2 separate regions of the Homo sapiens genome follow, and region 2 is linked to region 1. The links are chromatin contacts, found by POLR2A ChIA-PET in ENCODE. All regions are on one chromosome and are shown on one strand. Each heading gives the region's core, a stretch centred on a gene start or an enhancer-like site at or near the end of the contact. The rest is flanking DNA. Distances are from core to core; before and after follow the strand shown.

Region 1 (7,936 bases), core at 1,756-4,255:
CTCATATATACTGCCTGGCATGCGAAGGTTAGTGCACCAACAAAGCCCGCCAGCTGCCTGCCTTCTCCCTGCTGAATTTCACCTGCAGCAGAAGCAGCTTTGATGCAAAAAACTTCCTAACTGACAGCTGTGAGATTCCAGAATTCAGTGACCAAAGTGGAGCTTGGCATCCCAGTTGTGCCCTCTTGGGAGGAAGAGGAGCCGTGGGGGATCCTGAAACAGGGCTGGGATTCCAGGTGGAGTCTTCCAGCCTTTCCGCCTGGCTTGAAGATTTTCCCCCGAGACTCATGGCCACCAGAGGGCATAACCACTCCACAGTATGGCATCCTGGGCTCCAGGGGCCCCTCCTTGGAGAAACTGGGGAAATTGGGAGGAGGAAGCAGGCAGGGATCTCTGAGCTCTCAGGGAGCTACCAGCAGCTGAATTAAACAGTCTCTGGAGTCAAGAGACTTGGGTTCTAGTGGGTTCTAGTCCCTGTTATGATTCTGTCTTTCTCTCTCTGGCTTCAGTTGCTTCTGTTAAATGAGGGCTTGGACCATACGGTATCCTTTCCAGACCATAAGGCCATTTCTGGCTCTGAAATCCCAGGATTTAAGGAATCACACAAAGAACTTGATAAAAATTGCATTTCCTGGGCCCACCCTTACTCTGGGGTTCTCTAGGGCTTTCTGCCTAGCAAGAGGAGGAAACAAGGTGCGAATTTCAGTCCTCTGGTGGTGTTCACTCACTTGGAGGCCTGGAGGTGGACTGCCCTACATAAACTGGGGAAGTCTGCCTCCACGTCAGCTGAAGGATGACTGGCTCCACAGGCTGTTAGACACAGGGGCTGTGCCACACCTGTGGCATCCACTTCTCCAGGTTTCAGGCAAGGAGACATGTCCATTAGGTAACCCTCTGTGATAGCTGGGGTGGCTCCTTCACAGAGGAGGTTGTGCAAGATGCCCTTTTGCTGGGTCCCTTTGGGGATAAGCAATGGAATGAATGGAATATACATCATTGCCTCTCCGCTTTGCGTCTCCCCCTCCCACCCCCCACAGATGCTGTCTGTCAGGAGCAGGCAACAGACGGTCCTGGGGTCCATCTGTGCTAATGCTTCACAATAGAGTCCCATGTTTCCCCACTGACACCCCCTCGGCCCCTCAGCTGATGGCCACTTGGTGGTGCCAAGGCGGGAGGTGGGAGGAGGGAGAAGAAGGCACTAAGAGAGCTACCTCTTAGCTCCTGGCAGTCCTCAATCCACCCCGGCCCCCCACCCAACAAGCATCCTGCCATCTGGACTTGTGCAATCACTGAGGGGCGGAAAAGCACCCTCTTCCACCCACACCTCTTGTAGGGGATGGGGGCCTAGAGGACTGGGGGTGGGGAGGAGAACACAGAGTCAAGGAGACTAGAGAAGAAGACTGAGCCAGGCGCAAGAACTGAGACAGGCAGGAGGCAGAAAGTCTTTCCTGGCCTCGCAGGTGGACGTGGCCATTGCCCCTCTGTGCTCCTTATGCCACGTGTCTAACACAGCACATGTGCAAGGTACCACTCCCTACCAGGCCAAGAGCCTCTGTAACCCCAGTGCCCAGCCAGTACCTGGCACACAGCAGGGCTTAAATGTTGGACAACATCACAGAGTGGTTAGATTGCAGGCTCTGGAACCAGGCTGCCTGGCTTTGAATCTCAGCTCTGCCGCTGAGTGACTTAGGGCAAATTACTTATCTTCTCTGGGCCTCAGTTTCCTCATCTGTAAGGGAGGATAATGGTGCTTATTTCGTAGGGTTGTTATGAAGACCAAGTGAGTTAATGCATGTATGTAAAAGGACACACAGAACAAACAGTGTGCATAGCACATGCTAAGTGCTCAATAAATGTTAACTGTGAAGGCATAACAGATTTGGGAAGACTGGGGGAGGAGGGAGGGGACAGACAAGGGCACCGCATTGCCGCCTCTGCTTCTTGGCCGATGGGTGTTGGGACATGGAGTCCCCAGCCTGTGCTGCTGACGCCCTGTGGTGGCTAGCCGCTCTTTAGACACCAGACGCTGCCTTCCACTTCCTCCTCTCACTTCTTATTCGGGCACCACTGACGACAGAGACTTCGGCTGGGCCATTCCCGCCTCTCCTACCGCCTGGCAGCCATGGTAACAGCCTGGGGGATGGTCCCTAAGATGGGGTCAGAGAACGGCTGAGCATGGCCATCCCCCCAGCCCTGAACTCCCACTCAGCCTGGGCTCATCCCAACCTCCTGAGTCAAGTCCACAGTAAGCGTCTGTCTCCTGGGAAGGGGGATCTGACCCCGGCATCAGGAGCTGAGGAAAGGTGTTGCCAGCAGGGATCACTCAAGCCCCTTGGAGGGGACAGGCCAGAACTAAGCCTACTGCTTTCAGGGTTTCCACCTCTTCCCTTCTTCCTAGACGTGCGAACAGGGGGCAGCCTCTTTCAGCTCTTCTGGGGCAGCTGCGTCAAGGGAAAATCCTGGGCCCTCTCCCTCCCTGGGGGCTTCTGCGCAGTGAGTTCAGGGAGTCTCCTCCCTCCTCCATCGGGCCTCCACCCCTACTCCTGCGCAGCCCCGCTGCCGCTCTCCCTGCCCTGGAGTCTCCTGCAGCCCCTTGGATCTCCGTGACTCTCCCTACCTCCCCGACTCCCCAGGCTTCTTACAGTGACCTCTTACCGTGCCCCACTCCATGAATCGCCAGAGCTATTCGTCCCTAAATTTCAAACCTTGCGCAATGTCCCTTCACAGACCCCTCCAGGTATCACGCAGCCCCGAGCCCCGAGCCCCGCCCCGGGGGCCTCATCCCGCCCCTTCGCGTCCGCGGCTCGTTTTCCCCCACTGAGCGCCCAGCTCCCGCAGTTTCCCCGGCCGTCGAGCGCCGTGGGCGGGGCTCCAGGGCGGCGGCGCCTCGCGGGGAGGGTCCTCCGTGCTGGGGGCGAGGCCACCCGAGGCAGCTCCCCGCCCGCCCCCAACCCCGCCCCGCTCTCGGAGCCTATAAAGGGAGGCGACCCGCGGCCCGCCCGGCTGGCATCCCCCAGCCGCCGCCAGCCCCGCCGAGGGGAGCCAGCGCCGTCTCTGAGGGGCGTCCGGCGCCGGAGCCATGACCCTCCGCCGACTCAGGAAGCTGCAGCAGAAGGAGGAGGCGGCGGCCACCCCGGACCCCGCCGCCCGGACTCCCGACTCGGAAGTCGCGCCCGCCGCTCCGGTCCCGACCCCGGGACCCCCTGCCGCAGCCGCCACCCCTGGGCCCCCAGCGGACGAGCTGTACGCGGCGCTGGAGGACTATCACCCTGCCGAGCTGTACCGCGCGCTCGCCGTGTCCGGGGGCACCCTGCCCCGCCGAAAGGTGCGTCCCCCGCCCGCCTTCAGGATCTGCTCAGCCCCTCTCCGACTCCCTACAGGGCCTGCTGACTCCGCAGTGCCCTCTCCTCGGCGTCCGCGGAGTCCCCCACCTTCTTCCCCGGCCCGCTGGGTGCCTCGACTCCCCGCGTTCCCCGCTGCTGCGAAGGCCGTGGCCCTCGCCTGCACACCGCGCCCAGGCTCGGTGGCTCTTAACTCCGCGCCCCATGCACGCCCCCTCTCTCCCTCCTTGACTCCTCCCAGCACCCCCCTTCTCCTACCCGCTCCATCTGGCTTTCTGCCCCCCATGCCCCGCCTCCCCGTGGCCAGGTGTCCTGGGTCCCCAGGAGCCCCTCGCCCGAGGGACAGAGACAGCCCCAGGCAAGTTGAAGGTCCGAGAGCCCCCGGTGGGAGAAGCGGGCCGGTGGCTGCGCCGCGTGCGTTCTCACTCTGAGGAAGTGCGTGGGGAGCCGCTGACTCCGGATAGCACACCCTTCCGAGGGGACTCCCCGATTCCTGGGCTGGGGGCCTGCCGCCTGGCCCCACGTCTGACGTACGGGGCGCGAGGGCCACTGCTCCCTGGACTTCTGTCGGAACCGGACGCAGTGGGAGGGGTCGCAGGGCGCCCGCGGGGCAGGAAGGATGCGGGCCGCGCCCACCTCTGAGTCCCCTCTGCCAGCCTCTTCCTCTGGCCCCAGGAGACCTGAGGCTCAGAACCTACACAACACCAGGTTAAGAAGAGGGGCCTGGTGGCCTTTCCTCACCCAGCCGCCCTCCTTCGCCCCGGCCCCCAGCTAGCCCCCACACAATGAACAGCTTGTTGAGAATTTGCATTTTATGAAAATCATGTTGAAAGACAAAGGGGTCTCTCTGTGCTGCCCAGTCCTTCCTCCCTGGCCGTTTGGGAACTGTCCCCACCCCTGAGGCCAATCTGGTTCTGAACCTTCTCTTCCTTGCCTTGGGCAGCTTTGGGGGAGGGTTAGCAAAGGCACAGAACAGAAAGGCCCTGGGCTGTGCAGGCTCCAAAGAAAAGGGCTGCTCTGGGACTGGACCTCCTCCCAGGACCAAAAAGTTAGGGAGGGTGAGAGACTACTTTAGTTTATCAAGGACCCTGAAGAGACAGGAACCTTCATCTCTCATCCTTCCTCCACACCCCCCACCACCACCCCTAAAGAACTCCCAGTCTCGGTCCTTTAGTGAGACTTGCTGACAAGTTTGACATCTAAGATGTTTTGTCCCAGAAAGCACAAAATATATGGCAATGGAGAGAGAGACCCAGGTATAGCTGGGCACAGCTGGTCACCTGCAGCTGGGATCCACAACTGGTCCTTGAAACGGCCTGTACCTTAGGAGACCTGGCACCTCTGACCCCACATTCTGGCTGGGATTGCCAGCCCTTCGGGACAGGGTCCCTGACCCCAGCCCTCCCAAGCCACTGTCTGTAGCTGAGAAATTAGATGGAGAGACCCAACTGGCAGAAGGTCCTCGGAGCACCTTGATAGGTGAGCCCAGGGGACACCTATCCTCTGAATCCCACTGGGGAAGAGCCCCTGCCTCAGCTTTGGGAGTCTGGATGGCCTGAGCCTCTACAGACATGGGCCCTAGGGGTGGAGACCATTTTAGAATAATGATCTCCCCACCTGCTGCCAGTGTGGAAACCAGCAAGGGCTTAGAGGTTCATGGATCTGGAACCCAGGAGGATGGTTGTGTCCCTGCAGTCCCAGGTATGAAGGTAAGGCCTGTAGAGAAAGTTGAGGAGTGGTGCCAGTAGTGGCACTTGGCAAATAGTTCCACCAGCACCAAAACAGGTGTGGATGTGGAGCTGGGAAGGGGCAGACAGGAAGTGGGTCGCTGTGTCCAGGGTAACCTCTCAGTGTCTGCTCAAGGACAGTCCCGCCTTACCTGCTCCTTCTGACCATCTTACTGCCCAGGGCTCAGGATTCCGCTGGAAGAATCTCAGCCAGAGTCCTGAACAGCAGCGGTGAGTCACCAACACCCAGCCCCTGCCATGGTCCAAAGGGGTGAGGTGCTGGGTTGGGGGGTGCCAGGACAGCATCTCAGCCTAGCGAGGGTAGTCATTCTCCTAGCCTTTAAACATGGCTCCCCCGCTGGGAGTGAGGGCAGGTGGGGGTGAGGGCTGTGTGAAGGGGGTGGCAGAGAAAGGAGGTAGGGACTTTTGAGTCATTAGGTGCTCTTCAACACACCCCCAGTCCCTGCCAGTTACCCCTCCCTGGGGAGATCTGGATGAACGGATGTGGGAGTTGGGAGGGGGTGTAGGCAAAGTCTATGGGGAACGTCCTAACCCAGGCCTCCTGGGCTCCCCTGAGCCCTCCTAGCCTTGGCAAACCCCACGGGCCCAGACCTTAGCCAGGCTGTGTCCAGCTGCTTGGGGCTGGCTGCCCCTGCCTCCAGAATGTCAGTCCTCTTCTGGTCCCAGCCTGTGGCAGCCCTCTTAGGAGGGATCTGAGCGTGGGCAGAAGTAGGTGCTGACTCCAGGCCCTGGGACCCCACAGTTTCCCTTCTCTACTCATGTCCCATCCCTGATTTGGGCTTGACTTTCTCTAAAATGGATCAGCAAACTGACCTGCTAGCCAGATTGGCCTGTTTGGCCCTTGAGCTAATAATTTTTAAAGAGTTGTAAAAATAAAAACAAATAACAATATATGACAGAGATCATAAGGGGCCTGCAAAGAAAGCCTAAAGTATTTACCATTTGGCCCTTTGCAGAAAAAGTTTGCTGACCCTTCCAAAAAACCCTAGAACATTGGGGTAGACGCGGAACTCCCAGCCACCCTGCTCCCTGCCCCAATAGTACAGAGAGGGGAAAGGCCTGCTGTTCAGAGTGAGAGGGGCTCGAGCTGGAGTGGGGAGGTGCTGCTCAGCATTTGGGGGAATCTCTGGGTCAGGCTGGAAGCGGAGAAGCCTGGTCTCCAGGGCCTTTCCGAGGCTGAGCTACTTGAAGGGGCCTTTGGAGGCTGCTTTAACTGTGCCTCTGGCTGGGCGGGAAGGAAGGGGGTGGGAGTGGGCAGAGGAAACTCTGGGCTCCCCCAGCAGGCGAGGATCTGGAGCAGCTCCAGACCATTGTGTCCAGCGGGCAGGCCTTCAGTGCGGGAAGGGGCGGCCTCGAGGCTCCCCTCCCCCAGCCCCCACATCTGGTGGGCTGGCCCCAGCATAGCTGGGAGGAGCAGCTGTGGTCTTGCTGAGCCTCGTGACTGGCCTCTGGGGGTGGGGCCAGTCCTCTCTCCAAAGCTGTGGAACAGAGGAGGCTCCAGGCTGTGGCTGAATTTCGGGCCTTAGCTAGTCAGTAAGTGGTACTGTAGGGCTCACTGGAAAGCTGGGATGGGGCTAAAAAACTCAGCCGGCTCATCCTTCAGGGGACCGGCCCTTCTCTGTGCTTCCCTCCCACCACTAGAGGCTGGATTGGTTCTCTGTGGCTCCATGAGGCTGATTTCAATTGGGTATGGGAAAGACATTCCAATAATCTGTGATGAGACTGAGCTGTCACTGGAGACAGAGTCCTGCTGGAATGTTCTAGACCAGTTGCCAATATCCAGGGAGGCCCAAGCTATGGGACTTCTACACCTTTTAATCCTAATTGTCTTGACCCCTGTGTCTCTTGCAGGAAAGTGCTGACGTTGGAGAAGGAGGATAACCAGACCTTCGGCTTTGAGATCCAGGTGGGAGAAGCTGCACACAGGGGTCAGGGGGGTTGGATGACCAGCCTGAGGGATGAACGGACTTGTCCCAACCCTGGGCTGAGGGTCCCCTTGTCCATTACAGACTTATGGCCTTCACCACCGGGAGGAGCAGCGTGTGGAAATGGTGACCTTTGTCTGCCGAGTTCATGAGTCTAGCCCTGCCCAGCTGGCTGGGCTCACACCAGGTGGGGCCTGAGCCCAGGACACCCAGGTCTGGGAAGGGGATATGACCTTACTCCCAAGCAAAGGGGGTGAGCAATCTCTCCTGAAATCAATTCCTCTTCCTTTTCCTTCTTTGAGAAGGCCAGAAAGAAGAATGGATAGAATCTGGGCTTTGGATCTAGGCAAATTTGCCATGTACTGTGTGATCTTGCACAGCCCCATCTACAAAATGAGGGTAATAATGCATCCAAACATCACAGTGCGGCAAGGGGATTCCCTGGGCACACTGCCAGGGCCTAATTAATGGTGGATGATGCTGCTGCTGCTCTGATTCCTCCCAGCAACCCTGGCAGTCAGCATGGGCAGGAGCCAGGGAAGAAGCAACATTCCATTAAGTCTGTTTGATATTGGGGATCAGGCCAATCCTGCCCCAAAATGGGCCCAGTGCTGAGGAACCGATGTTACTCCCTTTTAAAAAATTAGAAACTTTTTTTTTTTTTAAGAGACAGGGCCTCAGTCTGTCACCCAGGCTAGAGTGCAGTGGCGTAATCATAACTCACTATAACCTTGAACTCCTGGGCTCAAGCGATCCTCCTCTTGCCTCTGCCTCCCAAAGCAATATGTTACTTCCTCTAACAAGGAAATTATGCTTCAGCAGGAGATCCCTGGATTGAGCAGATCTAGAGTCCCCAGGTTCCAGGAAGGGCAGCCTGAAACTGTATGAATCAATCCCCCCTCCACCATCTTTGCCCCTAAGC
Region 2 (7,936 bases), core at 1,085-3,584, 950 kb after region 1:
ACCCAAATCCTATCCCTCATATCATGAGTTCCTTTAGCTCAGAAAGAGTCAGTTTCCTCTTTGCATTTCCCTCCACTCCTATCCCTTATCCCAGTACTTGGCACATAGCAGGTGCCCAAAAAAGTTTCCAAAAGTGAAGGGATGAGCAGTCCTGGGACTCTGGGCTCACCCTGCCCCTCCTCTCTGTGCCCCTGCAGAAGGCCAGCTTGGAGAACAGCCTGAGGGAGGTGGAGGCCCGCTACGCCCTACAGATGGAGCAGCTCAACGGGATCCTGCTGCACCTTGAGTCAGAGCTGGCACAGACCCGGGCAGAGGGACAGCGCCAGGCCCAGGAGTATGAGGCCCTGCTGAACATCAAGGTCAAGCTGGAGGCTGAGATCGCCACCTACCGCCGCCTGCTGGAAGATGGCGAGGACTTTAAGTGAGTGGGGCTCTCCTACCCACACGTGCTGGGATCAGGAGATCACTTCTCCCCAAAGTCTGAGCTTTTGGAAGCACCCCATGTGTCTGTTCACTGGTATCCACTGAGCACTGGGCCGTTGCTCCGTGGGTGCTCCTGTGTCTTCAAGGGAGTAACAGTTACAGAGGTCTCCCCCTTGAAGAAAGCAAACTAAGTATTGTCCCTAGCTGTACTTAGTATGCAAATGAAGTTTGGCCTTGAGTTTCCCTTTTCTGGAGGAAGAGGCTGAGGGTGATTTGGAGATAAAGGTAGAGGTCAGGAGGCTTTTTCCCTCTACCTTTCTTGTCTCCCTTCTACTCCACGGGGCTGTTTATAACTTGGGCTTGGTCTTCTGTTACAGTCTTGGTGATGCCTTGGACAGCAGCAACTCCATGCAAACCATCCAAAAGACCACCACCCGCCGGATAGTGGATGGCAAAGTGGTGTCTGAGACCAATGACACCAAAGTTCTGAGGCATTAAGCCAGCAGAAGCAGGGTACCCTTTGGGGAGCAGGAGGCCAATAAAAAGTTCAGAGTTCATTGGATGTCACTTTGTCTTCTTTTGGCTGTTTTCATTGTGCACAAATGCCCTAACCCAACAGTCCCATCCCTGATCCAGCAGAAACCACCTCTGACCCCTGAGGGTTTCATATAGATTGGGGTGTAGAAGGAAGAGGGATCTGTATTCTTGGAAACACTTCTGAGAGACAGAGGAGGGAGCAGTAGATGTGATGGGTCACAGGCTGTGGGGATCCCTACAAGGGAATTGTGGAATCTTTGCCTTGAAGCGATCTGGTGTTCAAAAGGTCCCTGACTGATCATTAGCAGAAATCTGAACCAGAGGAGGAAATTAGGCCAAAGACAGAGGACAGAGGAGACAGGGAGACACATCTGGCCCTCCCCTACCCTGCTGCTTTATGCCCTTGGCCCACTGCCCAGGGCTTCCCACCCACAGTTTTTTCCTCCAACCCCAGGCCATACTCATCCTCCAAACCTATGGTGCCCTCAACTCTGTTCATTCACTCAACGGAGATATGATTTTTAGGGTGCTAGAGGTCTGGCTAGAAGTTGAGTAAATGATCATGGAAGTTCCCATCTAGGAAAGAGGTGCCCCTGAGTAAGCACCCGTATAGGTAAGGATGGGCATCTTAAAACTAACCGAGGCTGGGCACAGTGGCTCACATCCGTAATCCCAGCAGTGCCACCACACCCGGCTAATTTTTGAATTTTTCATAGAGTTGGGATTTCACTATATTGCCCAGGCTGGTCTGGAACTCCTGGCCTCAAGTGATCCTCCCGCTTGTACCCTTTGGAGTGATTGGATGCCACTTTGTGTCTTCCTTGGCTGTTTTCATACTTGTGTGAAAATGCCCTAACCCAACATGATTACATGTAGATATTCGTTGCAGCAGTTTTGCCAAAACAAAACTACTAAAGATCAAGGCACCCATCACTCAAAGACCTAGGTTAGGTTAATTTTTTTTTTTTTTTTTTTTTTTTTTGAGGCAGAGTCTTGCTCTGTCACCCAGGCTGGAGTGCAGTGGCGCGATCCGGGCTCACTGCAACTGCCTCCTGGGTTCGAGGGATTCTTCTGCCTCAGCCTCCTGAGTAGCTGGGATTTCAGGGGCCCGCCACCATGCCTGGCTAATTTTTGTATTTTTAGTAGAGACGGGGTGTCACCTTGTTGGCCAGGCTGGTCTCGAACTCCTGACCTCGTGATCCGCCCGCCTCGGCCTCCCAAAATGCTGGATTACAGGTGTGAGTCACCACGCCCGGCCTAGGTTAATTTTTAAAATGTTGGGTTAAGGCAAAAAAAATTTTTTTAATTTAAAAATTAGCCAGGCATGGTGACATGTACCTGTAGTCCCACTTAATCAGGAGGCTGAGGTGGAAGGATTGCTTGAGTCCAGGAAGTAAAGGTTGCAGTAAGCTGTGATCATGCCACTGCATTTCAGCCTAGGTAACAGAGTGTGACTCTGTTTCACAAAAAAAAGCTGGCCGGGCACAGTGGCTCACGCCTGTAATCCCAGCAATTTGGGAGGCCGAGGCGGGCAGATCACAATGTCAGGAGATTGAGGCCATCCTGGCTAACATGGTGAAACTCTGTCTCTATTAAAAGTACAAAAAATTAGCCAGGCAGCTGGGTGTGGTGGCTCATGCCTGTTATCCCAGCACTTTGGGAGGCCAAGGCGGGCGGATAACTTGAGGTCAGGAGTTCGAGACCAGCCTGGCCAACATGGTGAAACCCTGTCTCTACTAAAAATACAAAATTAGCTGGGTGTGGTGGCACATGCCTATAATCCCAGCTACTTGGGAAGTTGAGGCAGGAGAATCGCTTGAACCCAGGAGGTGGAGGTTGCAATAAGCCGAGATCATGCCATTGCACTCCAGCCTGGGCAACAAGAGCGAAACTCTGTCTCAAAAAAATATATATATATAATATATATATGTGTGTGTATGTATATATGTGTGTATATATGTATATATGAGTATATGTGTATATATGAGTATATGTGTATATATGTGTATATGTGTATATACATATGTGCATATATGTGTGTGTATATGTGTGTATGTATATATATACATATATACATACATATATATATATATATACATACACACATACACACACACACACATATATATGAAATAAAATTTAAAATCTTGCTGGGCATGGTGGCTCATGCCTGTAATCCCAGCACTTTGGGAGGCCAAGGTGGGTGGATCATCTGAGGTTGGGAGTGGAGAAACTCTGTCTCTACTAAAAATACAAAATTAGCCAGGCGTGATGGCGCATGATTGTAATCCTATCTACTTGGGAGACTGAGGCAGGAGAATCGCTTGAACCAAGGAGTTGGAGGTTGCAGTGAGACGAGATCGAGCCACTGCACTCCAGCCTGGCAACAGAGCAAGACTCTGTCTCAAAAAAAAAAAAAAAAAAAATAGCCATGCGTAGTGGCATACACCTGTAGTCCCAGCTACTTGGGAGGCTGAGGCAGGAGATTTGCTTGAACCCAGCAGGCAGAGGTTGCAGTGAGTGAAGATCGCGCCACTGTACTTCAGCCTGGGTGACAGAACAAGACTCCATCTCAAATAAATAAATAAATAAAACTAAATAAAATAAAATCTCCCCTCTCCACTCCCTAGAAGTAACCACTGTTAAATACCTTTTAAAATTAGACATATACAAGCACATTTCATTATGTTTTATATATGTAAAATTATCCAGCTCTGCATCTTGATTTCTTTTTTTATTTTTTTTTAATTGAGACAGAGTCTCACTCTGTCGCCCAGGCTGGAGTGCAGTGGCACCATCACGGCTCACTGCCACCTCTGCTTCCCGGGTTCAAGCGATTCTCCTGCCTCAGCCTACTGAGTAGCTGGGATTACAGGCACCCACCACCACGCCTGGCTAATTGTTGTATTTTTAGTAGAGACAGGGTTTCACCATGTTGATCAGGCTGGTCTCGAACTCCTGACCTTGTGATCCACCTGCCTCGGCCTCCCAAAGTGCTGGGATTACAGGCGTGAGCCACCATGCTTGGCTTTGATTTCTTAAATTCTACTTTCTTCATTTAACAATACGTCTCGGGGCTGGGCATGGTGGCTCATGCCTGTAATCCCAGCACTTTGGGAGGCTGAGGCGGACAGATCACGAGATCAGGAGATCGAGACTATCCTGGCTAACACAGTGGAACCCCATCTCTACTAAAAATGCAAAAAAAATTAGCTGGGCATGGTGGCGGGCACCTGTAGTCCCAGCTACTCTGGAGGCTGAAGCAGGAGAATGGAATGAACCTGGAAGGCGGAGCTTGCAGTGAGCCGAGATTCCACCACTGCATTCCAGCCTGGGCAACAGAGCAAGACTCTGTCTCAAAAAATAAAAATAAATGAAAATACATCTTGGACACCTTTCTGAATCAGTATACATAGACCTGCCCCATTCATTTGAGTAGCTGCTTAGTACTCTACTGCGTGGAGTACAAATTAATTAACCTAACCTAGGTCTTTAAGTAATGGATGTCTTGATCTTTTTTTTTTTTTTTTTTTTTTTGAGACAGAATCTCACTCTGTCGCCCAGGCTGGAGTACAGTGCTATGATCTCAGCTCACTGCAACCTCTCCCTCCTGGGTTCAAGTAATTCTCCTGGCTCAGCCTCCCGAGTAGCTGGGACTACAGGTGCATGCCACCATGCCCAGCTAATTTTTAGTATTTTAGTAGAGACAGGGTTTCACCGTGTTGCCAAGGCTGGCCTCGAACTGAGCTCAGGCAATCCACCAGCCTTGGCCTCCCAAAGTACTGGGATTACAGGCATGAGCAACCACGCCCAGCCTAAAAGCTTTTTCTTTTCTTTTTTTTTTTTTTTTGACAGAGTCTCACCCTGTCGCTCAGGCTGGAGTGCAATGGCACGATCTTGGCTCACTCCAACCTCTGCCTCCCAGGTTCAAGCGATTCTCCTGCCTCAGCCTACTGAGTATCTGGGATTACAGGCACCCTCCACCATGCCCAGCTAATTTTTTGTATCTTTTAGTAGAGACGGGGTTTTCACCATGTTGATCAGGCTGGCCTTGAACTCCTGACCTCGTGATCCACCTGCCTCGGCCTCCCAAAGTACTCGGATTATAGGTGTGAGCCACCGTGCCTGGCCATCTTGATCTTTAGTAGCTTTGTTTTTGCAAAAAACAGACACCAGCCAACGTTATAGGATGCGCAGCTGACTGAAGGTAAAACAGGAAGTCCCTGGGGAGCCTGAGCAGTACTTGCAGCTGAGTCAAGCTGATCAGAGTAATCCAAGACGATGCACCTGATACGATTAGCCCTCCCATTAGACAATGTCTCACAGTTCCCAGGGTGCTTATGCATTTGATCCTCATTACAATCCTGTGAGGTATGCAAGGCTGTGGGTATTATTGGCTCTGGCTCTGAGAGTTGGATACTGAGGTCCACAGGCATCATGCAACTTGTCTGAGGTCACAGAGCTGGAAGCTTAAAGCAGGAACCACATCTCCAGGTTCCCAGTCCGCAGGTCTTTCCTCTGTGTGCTATAACTTAACTGTGCGGGCTGCACAATAGAATCCCCGGGAAGCTTTACAAACAATACTGAGGCCTGGGTCCCAGCACCAGAGATTCTGATTCAGGTGTTTGGAGGGCAGGACTCAGGGCAAATGTTTGAAAAGCTCCCTAGGTGACTCCAATAGGCAGGCAAGGTTGGGGGCCAGACCCAAGCTGTACCTGGGGTTTGCAGCATGACATTCCTTCCTGATTCAGGTTATGGTTGTGTCAGATTTATTTATTTATTTATTTATTTATGAGACTCTGTCACCCAGGCTGGAATGCAGTGGTGCGATCTTGGCTCACTGCAACCTCCGCCTCCTGGGTTCAAGTGATTCTCCTGCCTCAGCCTCCCAAGTAGCTGGGATTACAGGTGCACGCCACCACGCCTGGCTAATTTTTGTATTTTTAGTAGGGACAGGGTTTCACCATGTTGGTCATGCTGGTCTTGAACTCCTGACCTCATGATCCGCTCGCCTCGGCCTCCCAAAGTGCTGAGATTACAGGTGTGAGCCACTGTGCCAGGCTGGCTGTGCCTATTTTAAACAGCGCACTGCTGGAAAATCCCGAGGCCTCTGGAACAATCCTACTCATTCCCCAGCATGGGAAGATGACTGAGGGGCAGCCTATTTTGTCCCCCAAGCACCAAAGGTTAAAATTATCAATCCCAAGGTTATAACATGGAGTCATCTGTTCCATATTATATCAGTCCTATTTTATCCATTCTCTATCAAAGTGCAACCCAACCCAGATGATAAAATTAATAAATGGTACTGGAAGATACAGAATGGCATATAGTGCCATTTGAGGGAAAAAAGCAACTCATATGTATATACCCTTGTACATGCAAACATCTCTACAAGGAGACAGGAAATTGGAATTCGTGATTGCCTCCGGGGAGAGAAATTGGTAGGGGGGAAACAAGGGGGAAGGAAGACTACTTTACATTGTGTGTCCTTTTATACCTTCTGAATTACTTATTACTAATTACAAAGAAAGCAGGGAAGGATTGTTAACTTTCCTTTTTTTTTTTTTTTTTTTTTTTTTTTTTTTTTGAGACGGAGTCTCGCTCTCGCCCAGGCTGGAGTGCAGTGGCGCGATCTCGGCTCACTGCAAGCTCCGCCTCCCAAGTTCACGCCAGTCTCCTGCCTCAGCCTCCCAAGTAGCTGTGACTACAGGCGCCCGCTACCATGCCCGGCTAATTTTTTTGTATTTTTAGTAGAGATGGGGCTTCACTGTGTTAGCCAGGATGGTCTCGATCTCCTGACACCGTGATCCGCCCGCCTCGGCCTCCCAAAGTGCTGGGATTACAGGCGTGAGCCACCACGCCCGGCCGATTGTTAACTTTTCAATGGTACAGGAATCTACAGAATTCCAGGGAAGGAAATGTTGCTGCTGTCTTTGTTCCACTCTTTTTTATTTCTTTTTTCTTTCTTTTTTTTTTTTTTTTTTTTTTTTTTGAGACAAGTCTTGCTCTGTCACCCAGGCTGGAGTACAATAGCACGATCTCAGCTCACTGCAACCTCCACCTCCCAATTCTCATGCCTCAGCCTCCCAAGTAACTGGGATTGCAGGTGCACACTACGCCTGGCTAATTTTTTGTATTTTTAGTAGAGGCACCATGCCTGGCTCCACCATATTCTTTCAATCAGTCATTCGATAAGTATTTATTGAGCACCTACTGTGTACTAAGACCTGTTCTAAGTCCAGAGAATACAGTGGTGAATAAAACAGACCAAAAAAATCCCTGTTCTTGTGGAGTTTAAATTCTAGCAGATGGAGACATAATAAACGATAATTTAGCAAGTAAATTACAGAGTATGTTAGAAAGAGTATGTGTTATGGGAAAAGATAGAGCAAGGTATGAGGACTCAGCAGTTGGTGGGGTAGGAGTATATTAGTTTCCTATTACTGCTCTAACAAATTACCATAAACTTAGCGACTTAAAACAATATACATGTTATCGGCATGGTGGCTCACGCCTGTAATCCCAGCACTTTGGGAGGCTGAGGTGGGAGGATCACAAGGTCAGGAGATCGAGACCATCCTGTCTAACACAGTGAAACCCCATCTCTACTAAAAATACAAAAAAATTAGCCGGGCGTGGTGGCGGGCGCCTGTAGTCCCAGCTACTCAGGAGGCTGAGGCAGGAGAATGGAGTGAACCTGGGAGGCGGAGCTTGCAGTGAGCGGAGATTGCACCACTGCACCCCAGCCTGGGCGACAGAGCGAGACTCAAAAAACAACAACAACAACAACAACAACAACAAAAACAATGTACACGTTATCTTACAGTTTGTTATCTTACCGTTTGGTATATCAGAAGCCCTATCAGGGCTTCTGCAGAGCTATTTTCCTTCTACAGGTTGTAGGTGGAACTGGTTTCCTTGACTTTTCCAGCTTCTAGAGGTCACCTGCATTCCTTGACTTGGTCCCATCTGC

Evidence for each region. ChIA-PET counts read pairs that join two places held with the same protein, here RNA polymerase II (POLR2A).
Region 2: POLR2A ChIA-PET joins it to region 1 with 10 read pairs in AG04450. The contact joins the enhancer-like site here to the promoter of TAMALIN in region 1. POLR2A ChIA-PET finds 5 or more read pairs at or near these places in 3 of 52 experiments (AG04450, GM10248 and WTC11).

The regions. Positions count from the first base shown.
Region 1 is chr12:52,003,941-52,011,876 of GRCh38, forward strand. TAMALIN (trafficking regulator and scaffold protein tamalin) reads left to right here and starts at 3,006. Exons shown (of 8, transcript NM_181711.4): 1 at 3,006-3,325; 2 at 5,250-5,299; 3 at 6,941-6,995; 4 at 7,099-7,201. The coding sequence starts at 3,080. It overlaps TAMALIN-AS1 (TAMALIN antisense RNA 1), which reads right to left and starts at 3,715. Exons shown (of 1, transcript NR_146770.1): 1 at 2,310-3,715. RefSeq lists enhancers at 1,690-2,376, 2,062-2,121, 3,749-4,434, 5,045-5,698, 5,699-6,352 and 2 more and a silencer at 2,827-2,976.
Region 2 is chr12:52,951,922-52,959,857 of GRCh38, forward strand. KRT18 (keratin 18) reads left to right here. Exons shown (of 7, transcript NM_000224.3): 6 at 198-421; 7 at 801-985. The coding sequence ends at 921. Among named protein-coding and RNA genes, the nearest start is that of KRT18, 6.8 kb to the left of the region's middle. RefSeq lists cis regulatory regions at 224-404, 262-295. Within about 2 kb of position 2,335, at least 2 of the 41 ENCODE cell types and tissues checked have a DNase peak (open chromatin) inside an H3K27ac peak, as active enhancers do.